Regions from separate parts of the Homo sapiens genome. Here region 2 is linked to region 1. Evidence: chromatin loops called from intact Hi-C (ENCODE). Cell type or tissue: heart left ventricle. All regions are shown on one strand. Each heading gives the region's core, and the rest is flanking DNA. Links, peaks and the distances in the headings are about the cores only.

The links. Peaks named below come from ENCODE experiments on the same cell type or tissue, not always from the same donor. Only the 100,000 strongest peaks of a DNase experiment are listed, where the experiment ranks them.
Region 2: it touches region 1 in a loop (2.0-fold over the local background); 7 of 110 quality-filtered maps call a loop at or near these places.

What each region holds. Positions count from the first base shown.
Region 1 is chr11:2,120,687-2,123,585 of GRCh38, forward strand. No RefSeq gene overlaps it. Among named protein-coding and RNA genes, the nearest start is that of MIR483, 12 kb to the right of the region's middle. In heart left ventricle, for the core only: no CTCF peak of the experiment used is centred there; no DNase peak of the experiment used is centred there; H3K27me3 peaks cover 1,030 bases.
Region 2 is chr11:2,071,165-2,074,063 of GRCh38, forward strand. No RefSeq gene overlaps it. Among named protein-coding and RNA genes, the nearest start is that of MIR483, 62 kb to the right of the region's middle. In heart left ventricle, for the core only: no CTCF peak of the experiment used is centred there; a DNase peak (open chromatin) is centred at 1,598; H3K27me3 peaks cover 145 bases.

The DNA of each region.
Region 1 (2,899 bases), core at 263-2,762:
AAGGTGGGGGTGGGCACTGCTTGTCTTCTCCCCCACTACCTCCACCGACTCTGCAGAGAACCAATTTGCCTTATCAGAAATTCCCGAGAGTGGCTGGCTAAACCAAATAGCTAGGATTCCTGCTCAGAGGCACATCTGTTCCTGATAGACGGGAGGCCAGGGACGACAAGGCAGGGGAAGGGAAGCAGAGGTACTCGGCCAGACCTTCCCGAAGTGATGCTCCCAGCCAGGCGGGGGAGCCAGCCAGCCTGAGAGTGGGCAGACCTGGGTTGCCCCCAGGGCCTGAGGCAGGAGGAGCTCCCTGCTCCCCATACTCCCCCCAGCTGAGGAGCCAGGGTCTGCATTTGGTGGGGCTGGGGGCAGGGTGGAAATGACCCCATCCGTGCATGCGTGCGATGCTGCTGGGCCACACCGAGCTCCTCCCAGCTGGGGTGCCTCCCTGCGCCCGGCCCAGCACCACCCCTTCCACCCCACCCACCCCACCCGCTAGTGCACCTCCAAACCCTCTCAGGCTCCAGGAGTTCCCACACTTAGACCATCTCTCCAGAATTGATGGCTAGAGTGGCTCACTCTCCCCTTAAAAGCCCCTCCCCGCCTCCCAGAGCTCACTGAAGGTCAAGTTCAGCTTCTTGGCTCAGCACCGAGGCCCTTTGAGCTGCAGCCATCTCCCTCCATGTGTGCACACCTGTGCCTGCACATGCGGTTCCCTGTGCCTAGAACGCCCTTCCCACCCACGTCCTGCCAATGCCCACGCTCCTGTCCGACCCCGCGGGAGGAGCACCCCTGTCTGCATGGTCTTTCTCAGCCCCAGACCTCCAGGTGCCTTTGCCTCACCCCGCTCACACCACCAGGTCCCCTTGGCCCAGGAATTCCTTCTTCTGAAGCCCTGGCTCCCCAGCACCAGGAGCAGGCATAGCCAAGTGCGCGAACAAAGAATGAAGACTGGGAGGAGGCGATCAGGAGAGGGCAGTGGAGGAGGCTGGAAGGAGAGAGGGGCAATTCTGGCTCTCCGAGGACTCCGAGGAGGACTCCGAGGAGGCCTGGGGAAGGTGAAGGTTTGCACCACTTTTCTGTCCCCTGGGAGAGCCAGGCACGTGGGAACAGTCTGAAGATGGGGAGGGGCCTGTTCTTGCTTCCAGTCATGGCACCTTGGGGTCCCACCTGCCCCCTACCACTGGGCTCCAACATGTGCCTGCACCCCCCTCCCTCAATGCAGTCTGGGGCCACCCTCCTCCACACCCACCACCCCACTGACACCGCCACTCTGGGGCTGCAGGCTTTCAAGGGCAGAGGCATCCCCATCTCTGTGTGCTCCACGGCCGAGCTGAGTCAGGGGGTCTCAGGCTTTGGACAATCAAGGAGGGAGGAGGCGAGAGGATGGAGTGCAGTAGAGGGGGTGGGTAGGTAATAGGTCCTGTCACCCTGAGGGTCTAAGCACCTGTCTATGTGAAGGGGGTACTGAAAGGCAGACTTGGAGAGGGGTTCCCTGGAGGGAGCGGCTGCAGGCGGCCGCTCTCCTGCCATCCTTCCCTGTGTAGCCTGTGCAGGCAGCATGGAGTCCCCACTCCAACTCCCAGATGGACATGCACCCCGGTACCCCCAACCCCCAAGACACATCTCATTCAGCCATCCCCCAGAGGAAGCAAGCCCCACCCTCGCTCCAGGTCTGTGGTGCGGTCCCCTCTCCCCGGCCTCAGCAGCCCCTTCCACCGAGGAGGAGCCCAGCACGGAGGGCACGGCACTGGGGAGAGGGCCGGGCTGGCGGCCGGAATGTGCCGCGGCCAGTGTAAACAGATCATTTCTGTCTGCCTTGGGGGGAGGGCTGGGAGCGGGGAGGGAGTTGTCTTGGGCTTTGTTATGTTCTGAAAAAAAAAGGCAAAAAATTTGGGTCACAAACCACAAACTGTTTTGCTTTCGGCATGACTGGCATAAACAGGCATTTTCTCTTTGGTTTCAGGCCGGCTGAGGCCTGGGCTGGCTGGGGCTGGGAGCCGGGGGACAGGCTGGAGACTACACTCTGAGCCTGGGGCTGCAGCCCCGGCCTGGGCCAGAGGGGAGTGGGCAGGGCCAGGGGCCCAGCTGAGAAGGTGGAGACCAGGCTTGAGGGGTGGGGCTGTCAGCCTGTGGGTGCCAGCCCTGGCCTGGCCGCACCTGTGTGGGAGCTGGGAAGAGCGGGGACCCTGGGGGCCAGACCCAGAGGGACAGGTTCCTCCAGGATGAGGCCTGCTGAGCGGGCCGGTGGGCAACCTCAGCAAGGATGCCTGGCAGCTGGGTCTCCCCGGCAAGCTAACCCGGGGGGCAGGGGGCAAGCTAACCTGGGGGGCAGGGGGCAGGGGCCAAGCTAACCCAGGGGCAGGGGCCAAGCTAACCCGGGGGGCAGGGGCCAAGCTAACCCAGGGGCAGGGGCCAATCTAACCCGGGGGGCAGGGGACAAGCTAACCCGGGGGGCAGGGGACAAGCTAACCCAGGGGCAGGGGGCAAGCTAACCCAGGGGTAGGGGGCAAGGGGGAAGCTAACACAGGGGCAGGGGACAAGCTAACCCGGGGAGCAGGGAGTTAGCCATTGGTGGGGTGCCAGAGTCCCTCGAGGCACCCTCCAGGGCCTTCTGTCTGACCCCTCTGGTCTGGGAGCCCCAGACAGAGCCCCAGGGATCCTGGAGAGGACTTGCCAGCAGGCGTCTTGGGACCATGGTTAGCAGTGTCTCTGGCGGATGGTGGGGGGCTCAATGCCAGAACAAACAGGAAGGGAGACCAGGGAGGCCAGACTCCTGGGGGTCAGGATGGCACAGTACAGCAGAGGGCGTGCGTGAGTTACCAGGACAAGGGTGATACCAGAGGGCCTGGGCAAGAGGGCAGCAGGTGCAGCCTGGGACTGGGAGTGGAGGGGTGGGTGGGAGGAC
Region 2 (2,899 bases), core at 119-2,618, 50 kb before region 1:
CATCTGAAAACCAGCAAACACACGGGCCACCCAGACGATTCCTCCACTGTGTCTCCACTTGACCCCAGCCTGTCCTCTCCTTAACACACCCCAAGCTCAGCAGTGACCCCCTCAAGGCACTCCACCCAAGGTCCTGGCTCAGGACCCCCTTACCTGAATAATCGTTCACATCCGGCACCTCCCTGGGTCACTTTCTCTCCTTGAGCTATTGCCTACACCTTGCCCCAGGCGGCAGGACCCTCCTGGGTGTATCCCACCATCTGGGCGTTTTAGTCTGTGCTTCATTGCTCAGCGTCCTCATCTTCCTCTCTTTTCCATGCTGCGGGGCCTGGCTTGGTCCCTTTCCATCCACATTCGCAGACTTGGTGACCTCTCTGCTTATGACCACATGGACTGCCTCTGTGCCGACTCTCGTGCCCAGGCTCCATTGCAGACCCAGATAGTTGCGTGCAACCTTGAGGTTCCCATTCACTCTTGTCTGACAAGTTTTTCCATCAGAACCAGGCCAATGCCAGCTTCCCTCCTCCCTCCTGCTCCCACCTCATCTCCGCATCTGATTCCTGCACAGATGTCTGGGCACCAGGCTTGGCTCGTCTTTCTCCGACTCCCCAACCTCGCATCTGTTGGAGGCACCCAGAATCCTACCACCCTCAGAACTCCACATCCCCCACCCCAGTCCAAGCCACCATTTTGGCTCCTGGATTACAAAACCAATGTCCTCAGTGATCCTCCTGCTTTTGCCCTGGCCTCCTTCCAACCACTCTCCACACAGCGGCTGGGGGTGGAATGATCTTGTTACAACATAAGACAGACCCGTCCCTCTTCTGCTCAGAGCCCTGCATCAGCCCTGCCTCGCTCAGAGTAAAGTTTTAAGTGCTTGCAGTGCCTGACTAAGACCCACAGGTCTGGCCTGGAATCCCTCTAGCCACCTGGTTGCACATTTGTTCAGCCAACTCCAGCCTTCCTATTCCCCTTGCTGTTCCCTGACTGTACCCAATGAGGTCATGCCCCAGGGCCTTTGCACTTGCTGTCCATGCTGCCTGGGGCTGTGTTTTCTCGGGTCGCTGCAGAGCTTTTTCTCCCCTGACCTTGCATTAAATCAGGATTTGGTGAGTGAATGAAGACTCTGGCCTCGTTAGAAACGATTATCATTTCTCTGTCAGGAGGAGGATTAAAAAGCCAAAATTTGGGTTGTTGCGAGCTGAGTTCTCAGAGGAGAAGATGCTGAGATGGAGTCGGATGAGCACAAGGTGCGCTGGGAGGACACCTATGAAAATACAGACATGGCTGCAGGATGGGGCAGAGGCAGCCCCCAAGTCCCAGTGTCCCCTGCGAAGGGCTCTGCCAAGCTAAGGGACCACAGGAGCAAGGGTCGGGCATCAGGAGAGTGTCCCTTGGGTGGAAGTGGCTGGGCCCTTGTACCGCTGCCTGGCTAAGTCCTTGGCCAGGGGAACCCCAAGAACAGCCTGATGTTGGCACGAAAGCCGAGGTGGATTCTGGAGGCTCTGGACACTCGAGCATCAGTTGTCTTCACTCCTCGCAGTGGGCAGGGAGCCCTTTCTCCATGCAGCTCTGCATGACACCCCTGTGCTGCGTCATCCACTTCCCTACACATGATGCAAGAGCAGCTCACAGGGCCCTGGGAACAGGGCTCCTGGGACAAACCACAGCCCCCGCTCACTGGAGCTCCTCTGGGGCTGTGAGCAGCACTTACCATCTCCCTCTTCCTCCACCCAGTCTGCACTCCCCTCACCTCTCACCTGCATGGTCTGGCCCCAGCACAGGCCCTTCTTGGGCCAGGGCCACTTTACTTGTCCATTCATGGTCCACCTAGCCAAGGAGTACAAGGGGCACATGAACGGGTCCCCTGCAGTCTGCCCGTGTCTCTCCCAGGCCACACTGGGCTGCCGCAGCCCTGCCTCCTCCTGCCGGCCAGGGTCAGTTGACCCCAACGAGGTGCCATCTCCTCTTCTTGCTGGTCCTTGGACATAGGAATCCAAAGGGCCCAGGTGGCAGACAGACCTTGAAGTTCAAGGACACCCTCTCTGCACCCTTGCCAGGGTTCTCCTTCAGGCACAGGGGCCTCCAATGCCGCAGAGCCAGGCATTAAGGACACAGGAAACAGGAGGTCCCCATGGAGCACTGGGAATGATGGGAAGCGGGGCCACCCCGACAACCACCCCCGTTCTCAGCATCATATGCACGTCTCCTGTTGGGGACACAGGGCTGCATGAAGCTCCCTGGTGCATGCTGAGACTTGTCTCTGAGCTGGTGCTCCTGCTGCACCCCAGATGGGCATTCCAGCTTCCCAAGCCCTGGTACTGGGCTGTGGTCGGGCCTCCTCCGAGACAGGCCCCACTCATAGCTGCAGCTTCCCTGTTGCCCAGAGTATGGCCCAGGGCAATATTCCCTGGAGTGGGGCCACTGACTCCCCACATTCTCAAGAATCGGGGCCACTGACTCCCCACATTCCCAAGAGTGGGGGCCGCTGACTCTCCACATCCCCAAGAGTGGGGTCCACTTTCTCTCCACATCCCCAAGAATGGGGGCCACTGTCTCCACATCCCCAAGAGTGGGGGCCACTGACTCTCCACATTCCCAGGAGTGGGGGCCGCTGTCTCTCCACGTTCCATGGAGTGGGGTGCACTGTTTATTCCATTCCTGGGAGTAGGCGACACTGTCTCCCCACATTTCCAGGAGTAGGGGGCACTTTCTTTGAAAAGCAAAGAGGCCTAGCCAGCTTTGTGCCTCCTTTGTCACAGGGGAGACACGTGCAGCCATGTGTCTTTTATTTCGACGTGCAAACATGCCCCTGAACCTGGGCCTCTGAGAACTTTCCTGCAGGTCTGGCCCCTGGATCTTTGCAGGGCTTACCACACGTCCTCCTGAGCACATCCTA